Regions from separate parts of the Homo sapiens genome. Here all the other regions are linked to region 3. The links are chromatin loops, found by intact Hi-C in ENCODE. Cell type or tissue: MCF 10A. All regions are shown on one strand.

Region 1 (8,000 bases), 540 kb before region 3:
CTATACTGAAATAAAACCTACCATTTTCTGAACCAATATAAGCATAAAAGATTCTTCTTCCAGAACCCTAAAAAGTTGAATAATCCAGTAGCAGAATTAACAGGTTTATGTAAAAATTCATTTGTATTTATTTTAGTTCCTCTACAAAATACTGTACTTTTCTGCATATGGTTTAAGAATGTTTCTGTTCTGCTTAGCAGAGCAGCAATATTAACTACCTTCATTAAGATTATTTGTTGGCTAGAATGTGTACATCTGTTACTAATGTTCTTTCCCAAAACATTTCTCAGTGGCTGCTTGCCAATACATTTTTAGGTTGATATTTTAAAGTATTAATTTATGTAGTAACTCATATTCAAAGCAAGCTGTTGAAATAAAATTTCATCATGTTATAATGCCTAATAGTTATCAAATACCTGACAACAAATGTATAATCTATTCCCCATTTAATGTTCTTGTGTGCTATCATACACTGTCAAGAAAAGCTTTATTTTATTATTATTATTATTTTTTAATTACACTTTAAGTTTTAGGGTACATGTGCACAACGTGCAGGTTAGTTACATATGTATACATGTGCCATGCTGGTGTGCTGCACCCATTAACTCGTCATTTAACATTAGGTATATCTCCTAATGCTATCCCTCCCCCCTCAGAAAAGCTTTATTTTCTTATATGCTTAAGCTTATATACAATTATCTTACTCTGTCTTGTAAGCAAGAATTTCTTGTTACAAAACCCTCAACCCTAATGTTTTATTTAGATCACTTGATAATTCAATTCCACAAATACTTCTACTATATAAAAAGTACAATACCAAGAACTGCTAATTACATGAAAAAAGTATATAAGATTATAGTTAGACTACTTATATCCTATCCTGGCTCAATGACTAATAATCTAAGACATTTACATTCTATTTTAGTTTTCACTCTACTGTGAAAAGTTTCTACTGTACAGCATTGCTGAGAAGGTATGAGACAAAAAGATAAAATCATCTTTAAAAAGCATAAAAGCATTATATAACTATAAGCAAATAATTATTCCAGTATGCTGTTAAAAACTTGTTTCATTAAGAGATGTTTTGAGAATACTATAGAAGTGTGCTGGGTTAGTATCCAAATACGGGTGGGTCCCTATCATAATTTTAGTAGCTTTTATTACGTCCTACCTATTTCAGGGTGATTATTCTCGGGAATGACAGTTTTTGTATAATTCTCCAAACTACATACTTAAAAACAAAAAAAACCCAAAACTCTTGCAGTATGCTTATATGTGTGTGTAATAAATGTTTAATGAAAAGAGGAAAGCGTTATTTTTATTTTGTTTAGTGTCTGGCTCTGGAATCAAAAAGACATAAAACCTCAAGTATCAGCTTTGCTGCCTACTAGCTATTCTGTATTGGGAAGTGATAAGCATACAGGTGAAGAAGCCATCCTCAGAGATCCACATTCTAGTTTTTCTGTTTACTAGCTACATGATCTTAAGCAAGTTACCTAATCTATGTCTATAAAATGAAATATGACTCCTATTACTACTAACTCCTATTACTAGTACTCCTATTACTATTAGTAGTTAATAGTAATAGTAACTCCTATTACTACTAGTATATTAACAAAAGCATAATTCACATACAATTGCTTTGAAGACTGAGCATGTAAAGGTTTACTGTTCTACTATAGTGCCTGGCACCTAACACACACTGCAGATAGTAGTAATAGTAGTTTACACACACATTTATATTTTGTTTATATTTCTCTTTCCTTTATATAACAATTATGAGAATAATTTCTTTGGCTAATGCTTCTGAAATATAAATATTTTAAGCCTATATATAATAACAAAAACAGACATAAATTTTAATTAGGGAAAACACCTAATCCTACCTTTACACTGCATTCCTTGGCGAAAGAGGCCTTTCAGTAACCGCTTGCAGTACTGACATATCGTGGGACGGGTGTAAGAGTGAACAGCAAATGTGTGTGGAACTTTCACTCTGCACATTACCATCTTTTCCATCCAGATTGGGCGACCACTCCAAGAAGGAATTCTCTTACTTGGTTCCTGGTGGACATGTGACTATAACATAAGTAATTTTCATAAGTGTAAGTCAATATTAAAAACAGAGTAGTGGGAGCAGAGCTTAACCACAAGAATCATTTATTTCAAACACTAAAGCCAAAAAACTCTAAAAATGTTGTTCTCAGCAGTTTCCTTTGCAATGTTTAATTTACCAATCTTTGAATGAGAAAAATGCAGATTCTTTTTGCTAATATTTATGCTTAAAAACATCTAAGATATGTTAATTCTCAGGTATATATTCACTGATGATTATTTGCCAGGCACATTTCAGCACTTTACAAATCAAATACACAAACTTTAAAACAAATAAATGAAGAAAGTATTATTGCTGCTCATTTTGCATTACTGAATGTGACATCTGAATATATTTTGAAACACATTTTAGATTTTCAAATTTATCTTAATACTAAAATATATACATACATTTTAAGTCTAATTAATAATGATAAACAATGGCAGATACAAAACTAATTAAAACAAGTTTCAGTAATTCAGCTTTAAGAAGAAGTAAACTTTGTTTACCCATTTTGGAGACTATTCCAGAACCTAGCTAGTTGGTTTTCTGCCTGGTCTTCTGGCCAGGCGTGGTGGCTCACGCCTGTAATCCTAACACTTTGGGAGGCCGAGGTGGGCGGATCACCTGAGGTCAGGAGTTCAAGACCAGCCTGACCAACATGGAGAAACCCCGTCTCTACTAAAAATACAAAATTAGCCAGGCGTGGGGGTGCATGCCTGTAATCCCAGCTACTCGGGAGGCTGACGCAGAAGAATCGCTTGAACCCAGGAGGTGGAGGTTCCGGTAAGCCGAGATCATGCCATTGGACTCCAGCCTGGGCAACAAGAGCGAAACTCCATCTCAAAAAAAAAAAAAAAAAAAAAAAAAAAAAAAAAAAAAGAAAAAGAAAAAGAAAAAGAAAAATACCTGCCTACACTATCAATCTGAGGCATTTTATAGTGCTCTTCTCCAACCAGTTGTTTTGTCCTTTTCTTTTCCTTTTCTTCCCTTTTTTTTCTTTTTTCTCCTCCCCTTACTTCTCCCTTGCACTTCTCTGTCTCTTGTTTTTTTCTGACTTCTTTTCCTTCCCTTGGTTGAACATATTAATGTAGAATTACCCAACTTCTCTGAATTACAAACATGACTAGTTATAGAAGGCAGCTGAAAGATCTCAGGACATCAGTTCTGGCAGTGAGGATGCAAGCAGGTACAGCAAAATCTGTTCATATAGCTAGATGGTAGTTGGGTATTAGGATTTTGTGCTTGAGTATTTGGATTATGTTTTATTCAATTTTGTGTCCCTAGTATATAACAGGGCCTGGCATACAATAATCGGTGAATGTGTGTTGAATGAATGAAATGAGCCACATTGAACTGGGTGATCTATAATTTAGTTTGATTATTCCCTTCATATAGAAAGGGTCATAGTTACCAAAATCTACTTACCCCTCAGGTTACAAAAATTTTTAATTCATGCCTTCTTTAATTTTGCTTTTTGTTCACCTGGTAGAAAAACCCAAACAGTTGGAAAATAAAGTTCTTCTTTTTGAGACTATGCTTGAACTGACTAAAGTAAACCCTGAAAGCCCTTCCATGCTACAAGTTCTACTTGTTTAAAAATACCCTGAACAATCTAACCAATTCAGACATGTAACTGCACTTCTTATACTTCCCTAAGGAGCTTTCATGTTCAAGATAAAATATAAACTAATGAAAAATGTAACACCTTATCCACTTGCTCTGTCCTTCTGCTATTTCCTAATCTAGTAATACTCAACTGGGCATAGGTGGCGTAACAGCATCATTTGTGGGGCTCTTGACATACCTCTATTCTACTGTCCTCATTCCTAGGTAAGTTCTCTGTGCAGTTCAGTGTATAAGATGCACTAACTTTTTCCTACTAATCTTTTCCAGGCTCTTCTGTAGGTTTATACCAACCCCTCATTTTCAGTCCTTTATGCCGCAGCACTCTTTTTATCCTTTAAAAATCTCACACTAGGGCTAAGCAGTAAGAGAAGATGGAATTTTTGTGAAAGGATTTCAAAAGCTTTTACTCTGGTGTCTTAACTTAGCAAAATATTATGATCACAGTACCAAGACAAGGCCTTGATTTTGCCATTAATTTACAGAAGATCAGAGAAGTTACAGAAAAAACTAAATAATAAGATTACAACCTACAGATGGAAGTCATTTCAAATACTATGAAATGTACAAGGGAGTTATTTCTTTTTTCCTGGATCTACTGCCTTTGCCCTTGAGAGGTACACTGTATTAGGAAAAAAAATCACTGATTTATTAATAATGAGATCTGGGTTTAATTCCACTATCTCTTACTAATTTGCTCTCTGACTTCACACAAGTCACTTAGCTGCTCTGTGTCTCAACTGTCTCATCTGTATACAGATCTGCAGATAGCAGTGCCTCATGCCTGCGATCCCAGAACTTTGGGAGGCCGAGGCGGGCAGATCACGAGGTCAGGAATTCAAGACCAGCCTGTCCAACATGGTGAAACCTCATCTCTACTAAACATACAAAAATCAGCTGGGTGTAGTGGCACGCATCTGTAATCCCCGCTACTTGGGAGGCTGAGGCAGGAGAATTGCTTGAACCCAGGAGGCGGAGGTTGCAGTGAGCAGAGACCGTGCCACTGCACTCCAGCCTGGGCGACAGAGCAAGACTCCATCTCAAAAAAACAAAAATTAAAAAAAAAATTAAAAAAAAAAAAGATTTAAGTATGGAGACCAGGAGCCAGGATACTGACTAGAAGGCTAAAGCAGTGGTACAAGCCATAATACCATCCCAAGGTGTACAAAATGCAATTCATTACTACCGGTAAGTCCTGTCTCCATTACTACATTTTATGTTTCTTAAGTGTAGGAACATTACCATTCTTTAGCATATAAATTATGTTCTAGAGTGATGTCATACACCCTGTAGAAACACAGAGAATAACTACTACTAAAATGTCTATTACCTTAGAATACGTACCTCTTCACTGGGAAGGGCTACATATTCAGGCTGTAGGGGTCTTGGAACTGAGAGGCCGGGTCCTGGTAAAGATACATTTGACAGACGTCTCTTTCTTACTCCACTACAGTTATTTGGAATCTTGAAGGCACATCGTTTATGGTAATTTAATCCACAGCCTAAACATATTTTACAAGGTAAAATATAAGATTTAAAAAAAAATTTACTATTTAAGTGTGATACATAAAAACCACTGCTTCTTTTATTTAACATATTTTCTGTTAGCCATACCTATCCTAATTAAGAACCCAGACAGCAGGCTAAGTGGAAGCTAATGAATTCAAGAAGAAAAGGAAATGTGTAAAAAGGATAAGTCAGCTAGGGCAGTGGTTCTTGAAGTGTGGTCCCTAAGGCAACCACCTGGAAATTTGTTAGAAATGTAAATTACAAGGCTCCACCCCAGATCTACTGAATTAGAAACTACGGGGATGAGGCCCAGCAAAGTGTGTTTTACGATGCACAATACAGTTTGAGAACCACTGCCTTAAAGCACTAGTTAGCAAACTATGGCCTCTGTACCAAATTCCTCCTGTGACATGAAAATTTTATGAAACTCAAATTTCAATGTCCCTAAATAAAGTTTTATTGGAACACAACCATATCTATTCGTTTACATATTGTCTATGATTGGTTTCATACTGTAATAGCAGAGTTAAATCATGACAGAGACCATATGGCCAACAAAGTCTAAAACATTTACTCTCTGTCCCTTTACAGAAAAAGTTGATTGACCCTCCACCTTAGAAGACTGTTTCTTCATCAGAAATGTGCACCTGTGTCCTACTCCTAGCAATTCTAATTCAGAACAAATTTGACAATTTAGTTGTATGTAAGAGACAACTTTTTTTTTTTGAGACAGAGTTTCGCTCTTTCACCCAGGCTGGAGTGCAATGGTGCAATCTCGGCTCCCTGCAACCTCCGTCACCCAGGCAGGTTCAAGCGATTCTCCTGCCCCAGCCTCCCGAGTAGCTGGGATTACAGGCATCCGCCACCACGCCCGGCTAAGTTTTTGTATCTTTAGTAGAGACAGGGTTTCGCCATGTTGGCCAGGCTGGTCTCAAACTCCTGACCTCAGGTGATCCACCAGCCTCGGCATCCCAAAGTGCTAGGATTACAGGTGTGAGCCACCGTGCCTGGCCAAGAAAACTTTTAAAAACAAAAAACAACATGAATATTTATGGAGCCATTATTTTGTACTAAATATTTAACCCTATTACCTGATTTAACCGTTTACTCTTTATGAAACCAGTGGGGCAGAATGTATTTTACGAGAAATTAATCTTAAGAGGTTTAGTAATTTGCCCAAGAATATGAAGTAGGTGGCAGAGATAAAATGAGAGTCCTGATCTCTCCAATTCTAAATCCTCGTTACCACCCTAGTCAACAGCTCGTCATCTTGCTTTTTCACTGATAATAAAAAATGCAAATGTGGAATCTTATTTCAAATGACCACAAAAATTTTAGAACACACACCTTCACATTTCAGTCCTTGACGTACCAATCCCCAGAGCATCTCACCACAGTAATCACAGAAAGTAGGAGCTTTGTAAGAATGTACATAGAGAGTATGTGGACGAATCTGGAAGTCTTCTACTGTGGCTAAAGCTTTAAAAAAGAAAAGTATTACAATACACGTTGTATTTGTACTGCGATGAGATTAAGAATGCTCACACATTCACTTATGTCAAAGTACACAGAATCATTTTTTCTCTGAAAGTTGCACTGGACCATAAAAGTAAATTATTTAATATTGTGATTTCAAACTCTAGTTTAGCAAGTCCATTTACTTCTCATCATTTGAGCTCCAGAAGTAGGTCATAGGTTAGTTATTTGGAACTCCAACAGCATTTTCTCATAATGACAAGATTACAAACAGACATTAGGTTACTTTAACCAATTAAAAACTGCTTAACTTACACAGTGGGAAATAGAACACTAAAGTAAAAACTACTATGGAACTTAACTTCAATTTATGGAAACGTTTCTGTGGAAAAAGATACTGAGTCCTAATTTAGGATCCCAGGATATACTTGTCTGTTTGTTCTCCACAGTCCTAGTGGATATGAGAAAGAAACTCCTTTCCCCTTAGTGAACGTCGGGACAGTAGACCCAAGGAACTTCCTCTCACCTCAACCTGCAAGTAGTCTGATGGAGTCCAGAGTAGAGAAGGAAGAGATGTGAGCAGGACTTCCAGGTGAGACAGGGAGTGAAACTCCTCAGGAATGAAGAGGAGGGCAAGGATTGGGAAATATAGAGATGGTTTGGGGTTGTTGTATAGAAGATGAATGATCAGTGTAGCAGGGAGTGAGATGAATGAGAGAATCAGAAATATAAGATGAGAGGAGTGGGGACTAATAAGGACAGAGAGGATCTCAAGAAAAGGCTCAAAGGTGAATTTGAGAAAAGGGAACTTGGTAGCAGGGCTCTGACCCATGGCTGGCCAGCTTGCTTCCTTTCTTCCATCAGTTCTCCTACTTGCCAAACAAAAAGTACTGCAGACCTACTATGTGCATTATTATGGCATTCTTTCTTCCTTTTCACTCCTTATTATCTTGCCCACATTGCTGCAGGATGAGATGGCAAATAGTGGGAATTAAAAAACAACGTATGGCAAGAATGCGTGAGGTGGAAAAAGTGAAAGGTAGAAAAAAGCCCAGTGGGACAAAAAGGGAAAGAGCATTTTTAATTTTAAAGCCACAGAAATAACCAGCATTGTAATTTCCTCTTCCATATCTTCATTACTTCTTTTTTTCCTGATTCTCTTTTCTAAACCCCAATTTTCTTCTTTTATGCTCTTTACAGAAATGGGGGTGGGGGAAGGGGAAAAAACAGAATTTCAGTGTAACTGTTTTATTTCTTTGACTCAGAGAAGAGTATATTTCTTTCAGACCAAATA
Region 2 (8,000 bases), 440 kb before region 3:
TTGCTTGATCCCTCCCCTCAGTTTAAAGTTTTAATCTTGAGATTTTTTACTCTGTTCTACTTATTTCTGTATCACCCTCTAACATATGGTAAAATTTACCTATTTAATATGTTTGCTTTTTGTCTGGGCTTGTTGGCTTATACCTGTCATCTCAGCACTTTGGGAGGCTGAGGTAGGAGGATCACTTGAGCCCAGGAGTTCAAGATCGGCCTGGGCGACATAGTGAGATCTCGTCTCTACTAAAAAAAATAAATAAATAAAATAAAATAAAATAAAATAAAGCCAGGTGTGGTGGTGTGTACCTGTAGTCCCAGCTACTCAGGAGGCTGAGCTGAGAGGATTGCTTGAGCCCAGGAGTTCGAGGCTACAGCAAGCTATGATCACGCCACTGCACTCCAGCCTGGGCGTCAGAGTGAGACCCTGTTTCCCCAAAAATGTTTGTTTTATATTATTTGACTTTCCCATTGAAATATAAGTGCCACAAAGGCAGGGATTTTTGTTTTGCTTATTTGAACAGAGGCTGGCAATGGTGAGTTTGTTAAATGAGTGGATAAATAGCAATGGAATCAGGGATAGTCTCAAAAGAGAGGGCAAATGAAAGGTGGGCAAGTGTCCACAGAGCACCAGAGTTTAAGTTGTAGCTTGTTATGGTTGAGGACCAGAGAGATTTTAGGTTGTAACTGGAGATAACACTGTAGGCCAGAAAATTGTCAATCCACATGTCCTCTGGGGTCTGTTTCATGGTCATTGAGAATAAGCCAATCTGATTAAAAGAAAAATCAGGCATCCTATTAGTTAGACCCAGTGAACAGGCATGACCTCTAGATTATTCTCTTTTACCTTGCCTTGGTTATTGGGAGGCTACATCATATTTCATGATGCAAAGGGGAATGGATACTTGATTCTGTTTTTCTTCTTTTATGTGGACATAAAAAATGATAGGAAAAGTGAAAGGTTTTAGGGGGAAATGCTTTGTTCATAGAATTGCAGCTGGAGTGAGAAGAGAGCTGGAGTGAGCTAAACAGAGAACTTTTTTTTGTAGTGAATCTTATGTCCATGCATACTCAGTGGGTATGCTGACTTTTAAATTGTTTGTGATACTGGCATATACTACAGTCACTGCTATCACTACCTGTGCTAAGGCACAGCACCAGAGAAGTGACACCTTGGTACTGATAAAAAGCAAATCATTTGACTGTTTCAGGACCACAACCTGAGGGATCCTCAAACCCAGCTTCATCGTTCTGCCTCTGGTCTCATAACCTTTGACTTAGGTTCTGGTACCTCTGTTTCTTGCTAGCTTCTCCTTCAAGATGGTGCTTCTGACAATAGCACCTTATGGAGATGGTGACTGTCATGATCAGTAGCATCCCCTTTCACTCTTAAGAGTTCAAGTTAAGATGATAAAATGTGGGGGGCAACGTATATCTAGGGCTTAGCTTGGCTGGTGACCTTGGACTCCTCCAACTTGTGGGCTCTCTGCCTCCCACCCCTCTGCTCCCTCCCATTGGCTTTGGTGATGGCGAAAACTTGATTGTGTGGAAGTTCACTTTCCACAGAAATTCAAAGGTTCACCCAGTGCAGTTCAGAATATGTAATTTGGCCATTGAATAACAGGGTGGATTCAAAAGTTTCTGGTTACCAGCAATGCAGAAGTGGTGCTAAATGAGAACAGAAACCCCAGCCCACTCCCTGAGGTTTGAGTGACCAGGAACCACATTGGCTGGAAGACAATGCCATGGATCTTAGTATCTTGTGAAGAGACACTTGTGGTTTCTTGTTAGTTGTAACAGCAAGTCATGTTCCCCTTCTGAGACTTAGTGTCCCCATCTGCTAACTACAGGGACTCAGCCTAATGATTTGTTGGGTCCCTTTGTGCTCTAAGAGTCTGTGGAGCAGTACAGCCTATTATTTAAGATCCTTACTTTGGAGATAGAACCGAATTCAAATCCTGGCTCTGCGATGTAAAACCTGTTCAATTTTGATCAGGTTATAAGTTCAAGTTTCCCACGTGTAAAATGGAGATTATATTCATTCATAGGCTTTTTATGATGATTAAATGAAATAATATGTAAGAAAACACCTTGTGAAGTGGCTGGCACCTAATCACTCAGTGAAGGATACTGGCTACTATGACCCTGCATGTGATTCCCACGGGGTTGCTTTCAAAGCATATTATTTCATGTAAAGATTGCAACTGTGGGAGGTCAGTTGGGTGGCTATTGTCATCTTTATTTTTATCAATGAGAAAATTGAAGCTGAGAGAAGTCAAGTGACTTCCCTTTGGTTTCAGAGTTGGTGTGTGATAGAGCCAGGGCCTCTCCCGATACCGTGGGAGAAATAAGAGGTACATCAATCAGACATTCATTGAAGAGACAGAGACGGTTGTATGCACTTAGCCAGCAGGGAAGACCTTTTAATCAGTCATTTATGTATGAAAATTCTCTAGAGATAAAAAGAGAGGGTGTTGTAAGAGTCTGATGATTAGGCCAGGAAAAATAAAAAACTTTCTGCCTCTTAGATAATGACGCAGGCTTGTATTTTTGTTCTTTTGTTCCACTGTCCTGCAAAGTGGCCGTATCTGATTCTGCTAACGTCATTGCATAGATCAGACTCTGTTTCTCATCGGCCTCTCTGATCATAGTCCCTGAGATCTGAGTCTTTACTGTTCGCCTCTGATATTCACCACTATTCTATCAGTGTCTGTTTTGGGGCTCTGGTTCTGTCTTAAAATGTCATTGAAATTCTTTTTCTTTATTAAGAATTTATTTTTTATTCTTTTGCTTTATATTCCCTATACATTTCCATTGCAGAAGCATTGAAAAATACTGTCATGTGTAAAGAAGAAAACACTAATCTTACAGATGATCACTTTCTACATTTCATTCTAGATTTCTTTCTACGAGCATATACATACAACAATTTTACTTAATTATTATCCTATTTGTGTTGTTCTATAACCTGCTTTTAGCCCTTATTTTAATACGAGTATTTCTTCATGTTATTACAATGATTTAAAAACAAGCTTTTAATTGTTGCTTGTGTACTTCCATTGTATGGATGTACCAAAATTTATTTAACCCGTTTCCTACTGTCGAACACTAAAGATTCTTTCCAATATTTCACTTTGATAAATAATACTTGATGTAAACTTTCTGCCTGTAAAGTTTTGCTACGTGTCTGCTTGTTTCCTTACTGATAGTATTTTGCCTGCGAGGGCAGCAGGATGAGTACTTCGAGGATTAATCCCTGCCAAGGCAGCTGAGCAACAGGAAGGTCTCTGCAGGGCCCTCGCGCTGCCAGTAGGTGTCACCTTCGCCTCATGATTTCTCTTAATTTTTTTTTTTTCAGGATCCTTTTTGAAGGCCAAGAACAGAATAAATTTGTGAGTCAATAAGATTCAGCTTCAAATATTAAAAGTCTCTTACAAGGGATACAAATTGGCAGTGCCTGAGGGCTGTGGGCCTGGTGATTTTGCTTTTTGTGTTGGGTTGATTTCTTCCAGCCCAGCAGTGTTTGCTGCTGAGCTGATTCTGAGAAAAAGCAGTCAATCTGGACTGCTGGCAAAACTCCATTCTCTCAGGTTCTCTAGGAAACACACACACACACACACACACACACACACACACACACACACACACACGTGTAAAAAAAGCTACTGCGTACTGAGGGCTTTCTCAAAGCATCTGGTAATAAAAAATTCACAGCAATTTTAAAAGACAGTTATTATCAACACTCTTTTCTAGATAAGGGGATTAAGGCTCAGAGATGCTCAATGCTAAGGTGCCAATGGCTTAAGGCAGTATTCAGACCTGGGTACATTGATCAGTGAAGCCTGTGATTTTAACAATTTTCCTATGTTTGTTAAAAATGCTGATTCTGGCAGGGCACGGTAGCTAACACCTGTAATCCCAGAACTTTGGAAGGCCAAGGCGGGAGGATTGCTGAGCTCAGGAGTTCCAGACCAGCCTGGACAACATGGTAAACCCCATCTCTACCAAAAATGCAAAAAGTTAGCTGGGCATGATGGCGCATGCCTGTGGTCCCAGCTACTTGGGAGGCTGAGGTGAAAGGATCGCTTGAGCCCGGGAAACAGAGGTTGCAGTGAGCTGTGATTGCACCACTGCACTCCAGCCTGGGTGACAGAGTGAGATCCTCTCTCAATTAAAAAAAAAAAAAAAAAAAACCAATTCTGAGGCCCCACCCCAGGCCTGTTGGACCAGAATATCTCAGCATGAGACCCTAGAATTTCCATTTAAATGGTCATCTTGGGAGATTTGTATGTGCACTAAACAGAGGTACTCATTTCATTTGTTCTGCAACCAGCTGAACCAACCAGAAATCATGAGAGGCTGGGAGAGGCTGGGTAGACCTTGGGTGGTCTGAGTCTTTAAGTCACTTGTCCAGTTTCCATTTTAGGTCAGCAGCAAAGGTCTTGAAATAAATTATCTAGAACTGGCTTTGAGAGAGCATGCGATATGCTTTGAAATAAAGGGTTTTGTGGCCTCAGTAACCACTCTTTCTTTGGCTAAAAAAAGATTCTTTGAAACCCTTTTCACTCCTTAGCAGAGCAGCAGTGTGGCTTAGGGAATAGGCCTGTGCTTTAAAGTCAGACAGGCCTGAGTTTGAACTCTAGCTCTGCTACTTACCATCTCTCTCTGATCCTGGCCAGGTTGCCAAAGCTCTAAGTCTCAGTAACTTCCTCTGAAAAATGGGAATAAATAGAACCACTTCATAGGGTTGAGGTGAATATAAATAAGATACTAACATTGAAAATGTAATATCCAGCTCCTCTCTCATGATAAGTGTTCAGGAAATGACAAAAACAATAGTTATTTAAAAAAATTAAGTAATAGAAAAAATGCTATTTTAAACCTAGGTAACTGTCATTTTTCTAGTTACCTAAAAACAGCTTTAGTGAGGTCTATTATACATGCATACCATAAAAATCACCCATTGTAAGTGTACGGTTTGATAATTTCTAGTATATTTATTGACTTGTGCAACATCATCACAATCCGGTTTTGGAATATTTCCTTCACACCAGAGGCTTCCTCTTGCCTGTTTGCGGTCAATTATTATTTACTCTTAGCCTCAGGCAGCCACTGATCTGCTTTCTGTTTCTGTAGATGTTCCATTTCTGGACAGTTCCTATAAATGGGATCATAAAGCCAGGCGCGGTGGGTCACGCCTGTAATCCCAGCACTTTGGGAGGCTGAGGCGGGCGGATCACGAGGTCAGGAGATCGAGATCATCTTGGCTAACAAGGTGAAATCCTGTCTCTACTAAAAATACAAAAAATTAGCCGGGCGTGGTGGCGGGCACCTGTGGTCCCAGCTACTCGGGAGGCTGAGGCAGGAGAATGGCATGAACTCGGGAGGCGGAGCTTGCAGTGAGCGGAGATCGTGCCACTGCACTCCAGCCTGGGGACGGAGCGAGACTCCGTCTCAAAAAAAAAAAAAAAAAAAAAAAAAAAAAAAAAAAAAAAAAAAAAAGGTATCATAAAATATGTAATCTTTAATGTCTGGCTTCTTTCCTTAGCATAATATTTTTGAGGTTCATCCATGTTGTAGCATGCATCAGTAGTTTTTATCTTTTTTGCTAAATAATATTCCATTGTGTGGATACATTGGGAGGTATCCGCACTACATGTTGTTTATTCTTTTACCCGTCGGTGGCCATTCGGATTGTTTCTACTTTTTGCCTATTACAAATAATGCTATTATGAACATTCAAGTACAAGCTCTTTTTTGTTTGTTTTTTTGTTTTTGTTTTTGTTTTTTGAGATGAAGTCTCGCTCTGTCACCAGGCTGGAGTGCAGTGGCGCGATCTTGGCTCACTGCAACCTCCGCCTCCCAGGTTCAAGCAATTCTCCTGCCTCAGCCTTCTGACTAGCTGGGACTACAGGTGCGCACCAACACGCCCAGCTAATTTTTGTGTTTTTAGTAGAGACGGGGTTTCACCATGTTGGCCAGGATGGTCTCGATCTCTTGACCTCATGATCCGCCCACCTCGGCCTCCCAAAGTGCTGGGATTACAGGTGTGAGTCACCGCGCCCGGCCTCAAGTACAAGTTTTTATGTGATTTTATTGTTTCAGTTCTCTTAGGTATATATGTAGGAATAGCATTGCTGGGTAATATAATAACTCTATATAATTTTTGAGAAATGACCAAACTATTTTCCAAAGTAGCTGTACTATTTTACATTCCTATCAGAAAGGTATCAGAATTCCAATTTCTCCATATTCTTACAAACACTTGTTACTGTCTGTCTTTTTGATGATAGCCTCCTGATAGGCGAGAAATAGAATCTCATTGTGGATTTGATTGGCATTTTACTAATGATTAATGATGTTGAGCATCTTCATATACTTATTGACCATTTATATATAACTTCTTTGAAAAAATGTCCATTCAGCTTTTTGGCCTACTTTTTCATTGCATTATGTGGCTTCTTATTATTGAGTTAACAAGAGATCCTTACATATTCTGAGTACAAGACCTATAACTGATACATGACTTGCAAGCATTTTCCCCCATTTCATGAGTTGTCTTTTCACCTTCTTGATGGTATTTTTTGAAGCAGAAAAGTTCTTAATTTTGATGAAGTTCAATTTATCTATTTTTTCTTTTGTTGCTTGTGAATTTTAGTGTCATATCTAAGAATCTATTGCCAACCCAAGGTCATGAGGGTTATTTCCATATTTTCTTCTTAGAGTTTTATGGTTTTTAGCTCTTACTAAAACATAACTGGATTAAGTGGTCTTTAATCCATTTGGAATTAATTTGTATATGTGGTATGAAGTTAGAGGGTCCAGATTCATTCTTTTACATGAGGATATCAGTTGGTCCAGTACCATTTGTTGAAAAGACTGTTTTTTCTCTGTTGAATTGTTTGGGAACCCTTGTTGAAAATAAACTGACCATGATGTAAGGATTTGTTTTCGGACTTTTAATTCTGATCCATTGCCTATATGTCTCCCTATGCTAGACTACACTCTCTTCGTTATTATAGCTTTCTAATAAAATTTCAAATTAGGAAGTATAAGTTATCTAAGTTTTTTGTTTTTTCAAGATTTCTTTGGCTGTTTTGGATCCCTTAGATTTCCATATAAAGTTTAGGATTAGCTTGTCAATTTCTGTAAAAAGGCCTGGTGAGATATTGATTGGGGGTATGTTGAGTCTGTACATCAATTTATGGACTGTGTCCATCTTTACAATATTAAATCTTCCAATCCATGAATGTGGGATATCTTTCTATTTGTTAAGCCTTCTTAATTTCTTTCAGCAATGTGTGGTAGTTTTCAATGTTGTTAAATTTATTCCTAAGCATTTTATTTTTTTGATGCTATTTCACATAAAATTGTTTTTAAAATTTTATTTTTAGATTGTTCGTTGTTTATGTATGCAATTGACTTTTGTAAATTGATCTTGTATCCTGCAGCATTGCCGAATTCGTTTACTAGTTTGAATAGTTTTTTAAGTGAATTCCTTAGGATTTTCTACAAATGAGATACAGATAGTTTTACTTATTCCTTTCCAATATGGATGTTTTGTATTCTTTTTCTTGTCTAATTGGCTGGACTAGAACTTCCAGTACAATGCTGAATAAAAGTCTTGAGAGCAGACACCATTCATTGTCTTTTTCTCAATATCGGGGGTAAATATTCAGTCTTTTGCTTTTAAGTATCATATTAGCTATAGATTTTCCCCAGATACCGTTTATCAGGTTGAGAAAGTTCCTATCTATTCCTAGCTTATTGAGTATATATTTAAATAATGAAAGGATATAGTATTTTATTAAATGCTTTTATTCATTTATTGAAATTATTTTGTATCTTATATCCTTTTTAATTAATATTTTTAATTTTGTTGAAAGCAAAAACTTGGAAGCCACATATCTTGAAAAACGATGCTTATTCAGTCATTAGATAATTCACTTTCTAAATTTCTGTGAAGTAATAAAAAATCATTACCAAGGCTTATGAAATGACTATGAA
Region 3 (8,000 bases):
AAGCCTGCTGACTGACACTGTCCCTGGAGCCCCTGTTATAATGAGGTCCTTGTGATAACTTACTCCCTTGGATAGAGTCCAAGACAGGCACGTGCCCTGTGGAATTCCACACTGTAACCAACCATACTTCAGAGAGATTCCAGAATAATGATGGTATTGCTTATTTAGGCTGAAGGTTATCTGCTCCTCCTCCTCCAGATCCCTGCCAGCCAAGGGAAGAGCATCTCATTGGTGTCAGATGACAAGGGTCTTGTTCCCTTTACTGGAATAAGCTTCTTATGTCATACAGACTCTGGAAGTCCTGAAAAGCCATCTGTCTTGGCCTTTACTTTAGGAAAGAAAGTATCATAACCTGCCACAGCAGTGGGGACAGCTGAAGCCGGGGGTTACTATTCGCCCTTGTTACTATTCATGGAGGCTCTTAGGGAAATGACCAAAAAGCTCTTTATGGCTCTTGCAATTAATCCTGAAATTCTGGTTGTCACTTGTGGGTAGAAACATATGGTTTACAAATGGGTTGATGATTATTATTTCAAGGAAAAACTAAAACATTATAATGAGAGTTATAACATAATGGTGGGACAGTATAAATAGGGAGAGAATTTGTAGTGTTTTCTTGTTCGTTTTGTTACATGAATAGACAGCTAGGGGAAAATGGCATTCTATGGGGAACTGATGGGATTTATTTAATATTTATTTAAATAAATTTATTTATTTATTTATTTAGACACCTCTTTTTTCCCGTCTAAGTTATAAACTAATTAAGAGATGGACAAAGAATAAGGTAAAGGAAGGTCAAAATATTACCTTGGGCAGGGTGCAGTGTCTCACACCTGTAATCCCAGCACTTTGGGAGGCCAAGGCAGGAGGATCACTTGAGTTCAGGAGTTTAAAATAGCAACATAAGAAGAATCTGTCTCTCCAAAAAAGAAAAAGAAAAGAAAAAAAGGAGGTGAGGTGGCACATACCTCTAGTCCCAGCTACATGGGAGGCTAGGGTGGGAGGATCACCTAAGCCCAGGAGGTCAAGGCTGCAGTGAGCTGTGATCACACCACTACACTGCAGCCTGGGTGACAGAGTAAGACTGTTCCTCAAAAAAATAAAAATAAAAATAAAAATTACCTCAGTTCGTGAAAACAGCAAAGATGTGTGGCATGACTAGCTCCATTCCCTGGAATTAGGAAATATCACCACACTTATGATGAATCTTACAAAACTTAAGCCTTCCCACTCAGGGAGGGCCACATAGACATGAGAAAGTAGAGCAGAATGTGGTTGTTTTCCAGGGGAAGCTGGCTTCTAATGAGAAGGGAGGGAGGGAGGGCCTGGGCTTCCTGTGCAGATTCATTTCCCTTGGTTACCAGCAGGTCACTCACCCCACCTCCGTGGGCATTAGCCATGAGGCAAGAAGTAAGAGGAGTTTAGAAAAAAATCCTTGTTTCTGGAAACCAGAGAGGAGGGAGACACGGTTCACTCAATGAGTAGGAACTTCAATGGTTAAATGTGTCTTCTTGTAACAAACATCCATGTAACTATTTGAGGCCAGAATGAATTCTTCCTGGTGTTTCTTTAGGTGATTTCTCCAAGGGAGGCCTGTGGTATGCAGGGGATTTTTACCAAGACCAGCGTTCTCATGAGTCCAGAGGCTCATCTGCCCTTAGAGGATTGGAAGATTTGCATCCGCTTCCACAAGCTGCTAGCCTAATCCTCTAAGGTTCAAATCTGCCAGGGATCCATACCATGAAGGCAGTCCTCCTGAGTTTGCTTTGGAGTCTGACACTTTTCATTATGGACATCAGTGATTGACACCCTGATTGTACTTAGAATCACCCAGAGGGAGCTTTTAAAAAGTATTGGTACCCAGGCCCCTCCTCAAACTGAGAAAACTGAGGACTCTGTGGGTGAGCCTGGACATGGATGGCTTTACCAAGCTCTCCAGATGAGTCTAACGTGCACCCTGGCTTGAGAAGCATGGAGTGGCAGTCACAGAAGCCCAGGTTGGCAGCTGTCTCAGGCAGGAAATGTAGAATGGCAGTTAAAACTGTTAGCCCTGGAGAAGAATCCTGATCCCATTCCTTACTGAGTGTTTGTTAAGTTACTTAAACATTCTTAGTCTCCCCAGGGTGACCAAGGCCATCCGTAAAAGGAAATCCACTCCAGTAAGTGAGTTGAAGCCTTGGTCTTCATCATTTATGATGGTCAACGGAGAAGTTTCCTTTTGTTTGATGCCACCCTTCGTGTCTGTTGCAAATGGCAATGAGCCAGAACTCTGCCATGCAGATGCTCGGGTTATGCCCATGCCAGAGAGTCCAGTGTGGCTCAGGATCAATCAAAACAGAAAGTACCATCCTAAAGTCAGCGTCTGGATTTTCCCCGTCAAAACATTCAACTCCCATGGTATATATATTTTTGCTTATTCAATTCATATTTTGAATTCATATTATGAATTAGTCGAATTTTTAGATATGCTTAGTTGTTGGTCCATGTCACAGCTATCTAGCCTGTAAGGACCATTTCTTCTTGCTCTTATCTTGAGAAAATCACACACTGGTGCTTAGTTAATAAATAGTTCTTGATTATGGAAATAATTATGGCCTTGGAAGAATTCTGTTTATATAAGCAAGAACTCTTAGGTCTTAATCTTGCAACTGAAAGGGATCATAGAGACCCAGGTCTTCAAGTTGAAGGGAAACTTGCCGAGGGCCACACAGGCACTCAGAGGCAGGCCCAGATTTGACTGTTCTCTCTCCAAGTCCATTTTTCTTCCAACTTTATCATGTTGCCTCCCTATACAACCCTCTAAACTACTTCTCTCTCTTTTCTAAATCCATTTTTTTTCTGATTTCTCTTTCTGCCACAAATGTTCCGAATTTATGAAGAAAGAAAATGGAGAAAAGATTTGAGTAGACATTTCTGGTTTCCATGCTTGGATTGCTTCGGAGGATTAGTTTTACTGTTCCAGCTTGTTTCTTTATCAGTTTAAAGGGCAAAACAACTTCCACCCTTTTGAGGCAGCAAGAGGTCAGTCCTCTGCCATCCTCCCCCACGGCCAGGCAGAGCCAACTGCAGCCCATGGGTACCTTCCACCGCCTTCTTCCCTGGGATGGAGTCAGACAGACCTGCAGAGGGGCGACCACTCAGCTTGGGCAGCCAAGGCAATACCTGTCATCACTGTAGTGGGCTTGAAGCCCAGTGTCCTTCACTGCCAGCCTTGATGGCTTTAGCTGTGAAAACTCTCCTGACAAAGGAGGCTCTCACAGGCTCCAGTCATGGGAGCCCTACAGCCAGGATTTCAGGAAACTAGGGTGGAATGGGCAGAACAAGAGTTTGTCCAACAACTGAACAGGACAGGAGGTTCCTACTGCTTGGAAATCTATTTGTGTGTTCCAGAGATGTGCAGAACAAAGACCTACACATGGTTATTTTGGCAAGAACAGGAAGGTTTAGATTATCCTTTTCCACCCCGTGAAAGTGGCCACCTAAGATGTGAGTGTTGAAGGAACATCTGTTTTAACACTAACAGAGCCTCAGTGAGGGTCTCACCATGGTCTTCACTTCACAGACATAGCACAAGCAATAAGAAAGCTGCAGCTGTCGGATGCACACACAGTTAAAGGCTTTGCCTCTCCTTTTTATCTCAGTGTTTCCAACATGACAGTGAGCACCGCGTGTTCTCCAATGGGCTCTGCTCCTTTCTGCTCCCACCAGCAGCTCTGAAGTATCATGTAAGACCACATGTTGCCTCCTTAAGGTGATTTTTGGAGAGGGAATTTGGGAAATGACAAAATCAAAATATCCAGCATGAGCCTTTGCACATCGTTCATGCATTGGGTGCATGAGATGATAGAATTGGATCTGGAGGCATATGCTATGTGTAGAACAGCTTTCCCCATCTGGAGCCCAGGTGTGCAGGTTCACCCCTGAGTCCCAGACATCGGTATCAGTGAGTAGTGAGAGCAAGACAAATCCATCTCACCTACCCTTGTTCCACAGAAATGATTTTACCCCTTGAGGTACAAGGTCAAGCTCTAATTTTATTTGTAGATCAAGTTTCACAATAATTGAGCATTTGAACATGCTAAGAAAGATGGGATTTTGTAACTCATTGTTGAAAGGCAATGTGGCATAATGGTTAAGAGTTTGCATTCTGAAATTAGAGAAACTAATTCTGAAATTACAAATTTGTTCTCTTTGTGACCTTAGGAAAGTAATGCAATTTGTCCAAACTTCAGTTTCTTCATCTATAAAATAAAGATAATTATAATTCCTACCTAGAAGTATTGGTGTAGTTATGAAGAAGGAGACCACTTGTGAAAAACATAAAATACTACAAGGCCACTCGTGTCACAAAGATGCAATTCACTGGTTACTATCATTACTATCAATTTTAGAGGCACAGACTTCCTTCTAAATAAGACTCCTTTCCAAACACGTACATCTAGAGCCATTCATTCTATCTTCTCCCACTGTTAGAATGTCCTTATCTTAAGCCAAAATCTCACTACCCTTGTTTTCTGGCCTTTTAATTTGTACCTACTTTTTGAAACCGCATGGAAAAACTCAAATCCCTTTTTGTAAAGGCATTGACTGGGCCACTGTTTTGCACAGCTCAAAGGGACACAGTTCACACTGTAATCTGTGTCAATGGCACCCCCTGGTGTCCACCCCACTGGAGAGGTAAATAGGGAGGATAGAAGGGAAGAAGGGAAGGGTTGTAGAGAGGCTGGACATACTCTTTTCCATGAAAATCCCTGGTGAAGTAAGGATCGCACCAGTGTACTACCTTCCCCAAACAAAGCAGCTACAACTCTACCAACACTTCTTCATAGGACATGATCTCACATCAGAGCCCATTGTGCTTTGACCACGTTTTTCTTAAAGTGAGGTGCTCAGAGCTAAGTCAACATTCCAGGTGAGACATGACCAGGGCCCAGGAGAGCAGAATTCAACCTCCTTCATTTTTCTGTATACCATAATTAGGATGCCACTGTGATACAAGACAATCTTAGTACTGAATTCCTAGAGCAATTATTTTCTGAGCAACAGGCTTGGTTTTTAATCATACATTGTCCTATAATATCACTTCACTTGTCATGAATTGTTACCCATTTCACTTTATATAAGTGAACTATATATGTGTGTGTGTGTGTGTGTGTGTTTCTTCATACTGTCTATGTTGGGAGTTCCCTGAAATATATGTTTTTAGACATTTTAATGACTCCTGTTAAATCTAGCACGTTTCTGGGACCATAAAAATGAATCTAATTCGAATATTTAGGGAGAACCAAAGCAAAGGGACAGCATTTATTAAAATTTAAAATGGCCACTGTGGAAATGGAGTCAAGCTATTCTGTGCACACAGTGTTGCTGGGATAAAACACGCTAGAAGAAATGGCGGTAAGTTCTTATTTGGTCAATGAATCATAATTCCCCAAAAGACAAGCATGATGCTTATGGCAGCCCTTAGTAATAATTCTTCATGTGTGGTTTTCTTGCTCATATTTTCTATGTATGCGGTGATTTCCAACTACACTCTGTGGAGCCCGTGGGGTTCTGAACGGATGCTCCCAGGATGTGTGGGAGGGGCAGGAAGAGCAAGAGTGGAGGGCGGGGCTCCTGTCAGCTTTCAGTTTCCCCTAGAGCCGTCAGCCTTTCCCTGTTGTATGTATTGGCCCTCCCTGTAATATTTCCTTTGGGAATAAAAAGTTTAGAAACCATAAGTCAAGTCACACCCTGGTCACCTCAGACTGGCAGGGAGTATGATCACTTTCATGTTTCGTCTCACAAAATGGATTTCTAGGTGAAGTATATTTAAAAAGAAGGTCACCAGGCACAGTGGCTCACGCCTGTAATCCCAGCACTTTGGGAGGCCGAGGCAGGCGGATCATCTGAGGTCAGGAGTTTGAGACCAGCCTGGTCAACATGGCGAAACCCCATCTCTACTAAAAATACGAAAATTAGCTGGGCATGGTGGCGCGTGCCTGTAATCCCAGCTACTCGGGAGGCTGAGGCACCAGAATTGCTTGAACCCGGGAGGCGGAGATTGCAGTGAGCCAAGATCGTGCCAGTGCACTCCAGCCTGGGTGACAAAGCAAGACTCTGTCTCAAAAAAAAAAAAAAAAATTAGGTTAATTTCCACATTTGGCCCTAATGTGGTCAAAACTTCAACAGCTGTGGATTAAAGAGAAAGCGACCACACCATCATCACCATCACCCTCTCTATCCCTGTGAAGCCCCAGACACACACAGTGGAAATGGAATTCAGAGCTAGAGTAAACCCAGGGTCTTGACGGACACTTTCGAAACAGCACTGCAGGTTTGTGATTTCCTTCAGATTTGGAGAGAGTCTCTTGATAACTCCTACCCTCATCTTCTGTTTTGATGGCAGAAAAAAGGGCACTATCTGTCTTTGTTTTGTGTTGCTATAACAGAATACCACAGTCTGGGTAATTTATAAAGAAAATTTATTTCTCACAGTTTCAGAGGCTGGGAAGTCCAATATCAAGGTGCCAGCACCTGGCAAAGGCCTTCTTGTGGTGTCATAATCTGAGAGAAGGCATCTTATGGCGAGAGAGAGGGAGCGTGCCAGCCCAAGTCTGTCTTCCTCGTCTTATAAAGCCACTAATCCCATCATGGGCCCCCACTCACGTGACCTCATCTAACCCTAATCACCTCCCCCAAAGGCCCCACCACCAAGTACTAGCAACATAATTTGGAGATTATGTTGACTGTTTCCTTTCTCCACCTCTCAGCTTGATTCTCAGAGTTCCATGTGATTGGAGAGGCCAGGGTGGGGGGCACTCTGACATCCACCTTGACCAGTACATTGTAGCTGTGCTGGACAGACCTCCTTTAAGAATAACACTTTTCATAAGGATTATTGCTAAAACCAAACTTCTCATCTTTTTTTTTTTTTAAGAGACAGAGTCTCGCTCTGTCACCACGATCTCGGCTCACTGCAACCTCCGCTTCCCAGGTTCAAGCAATTCTCCTGACTCAGCCTCCCTAGTAACCAGGACTACAGGCGCACACCGCCATGCCCTTTTTTTGAGATGGGGTCTGTCACCCAGACTGGAGTGCAGTAGCGCAATTTTGGCTCACTGCAACCTCCACCTCCCAGGTTCAAGGGATTCTTCTGCCTCAGCCTCCTGAGTAGCTAGGATTATAGGCATGCACCACCACGCCCGGCTAATTTTTGTATTTTTAGTAGAGATGGGGTTTCACTGTGTTGCCCAGGCTGGTCTCGAACTCCTGAGCTCAGGCAATCTGCCCACCTCGGCCTCCCAAAGTGTTAGGATTACAGGTATGAGCCACCGCGCCCGGCCGCTTCTCTTCATTTTTATGTGCAATAAATATTTAGAAATATCTTCTCTTAACTCTGTGGAACCATTGTTTCTTTATCTGCAAAATGAAGTTAATAATATCTTTCATAGTGGGCACTTGTGGTAATTAAATGAAGAAGAATGACAAAATAATTCAGAGAAACCTAGAATAAAGTGGGAAAGAGATAGCAGTGAAAATCTATTGGCAGTTGGCTAAGATGGTGACCCAAACCCTAGAGCACTAGGAAGGAGAAGGATGGAGACCACCACAAGTGATGCAAATGTCACTGATCTAGAAAAAGGAATACTGTTAGGATGTTATCACTCCCCTCACACTGTGAAGTCCCAGAAAAAAAATCTTAACTATGTTCAACATAAGAATTTAACTAAAACATAATGGACTATTTCCATTTTTCTTTACTTTCAGTGCTGTAAATAAAATCAACTTGTGGCCAGTAAGTATGTACAAGCTTTCTTCCTACTCTGTGTTAGCAGTATTTAGTATACCAAAAGTGAGAAGCTTTTCATATTGGAGGATTCTATCCAATTTGATATTTTCAATTACATTTAAGAGTACTCACTTGCATCGTCTCCTATCTGTGGTGCAATTTTTTTTTTTTTTTTTTTTTGAGACGGAGTCTCGCTCTGTCACCCAGGCTGGACTGCAGTGGCGCTATC

Evidence for each region. A loop is a pair of places that touch in the nucleus more often than their neighbours do. Peaks named below come from ENCODE experiments on the same cell type or tissue, not always from the same donor. Only the 100,000 strongest peaks of a DNase experiment are listed, where the experiment ranks them.
Region 1: a loop joins it to region 3, with 8 times the contacts of the local background. A loop is called at or near these places in 9 of 110 quality-filtered maps.
Region 2: a loop joins it to region 3, with 12 times the contacts of the local background. A loop is called at or near these places in 70 of 110 quality-filtered maps.

The regions. Positions count from the first base shown.
Region 1 is chr2:37,284,291-37,292,290 of GRCh38, forward strand. PRKD3 (protein kinase D3) reads right to left here. Exons shown (of 19, transcript NM_005813.6): 4 at 6,578-6,709; 5 at 5,066-5,223; 6 at 1,887-2,079. Among named protein-coding and RNA genes, the nearest start is that of PRKD3, 37 kb to the right of the region's middle. In MCF 10A, a CTCF peak has its summit at 3,870; no DNase peak of the experiment used is centred here.
Region 2 is chr2:37,392,775-37,400,774 of GRCh38, forward strand. No RefSeq gene overlaps it. Among named protein-coding and RNA genes, the nearest start is that of QPCT, 52 kb to the left of the region's middle. In MCF 10A, a CTCF peak has its summit at 3,309 (motif pointing right); a DNase peak (open chromatin) is centred at 3,297.
Region 3 is chr2:37,828,126-37,836,125 of GRCh38, forward strand. It overlaps PIRAT1 (PU.1 (SPI1) induced regulator of S100A8 and S100A9 alarmin transcription 1), which reads right to left. Exons shown (of 4, transcript NR_110012.1): 3 at 808-913. Among named protein-coding and RNA genes, the nearest start is that of PIRAT1, 44 kb to the right of the region's middle. RefSeq lists an enhancer at 5,362-5,421. In MCF 10A, a CTCF peak has its summit at 4,650 (motif pointing left); a DNase peak (open chromatin) is centred at 4,646.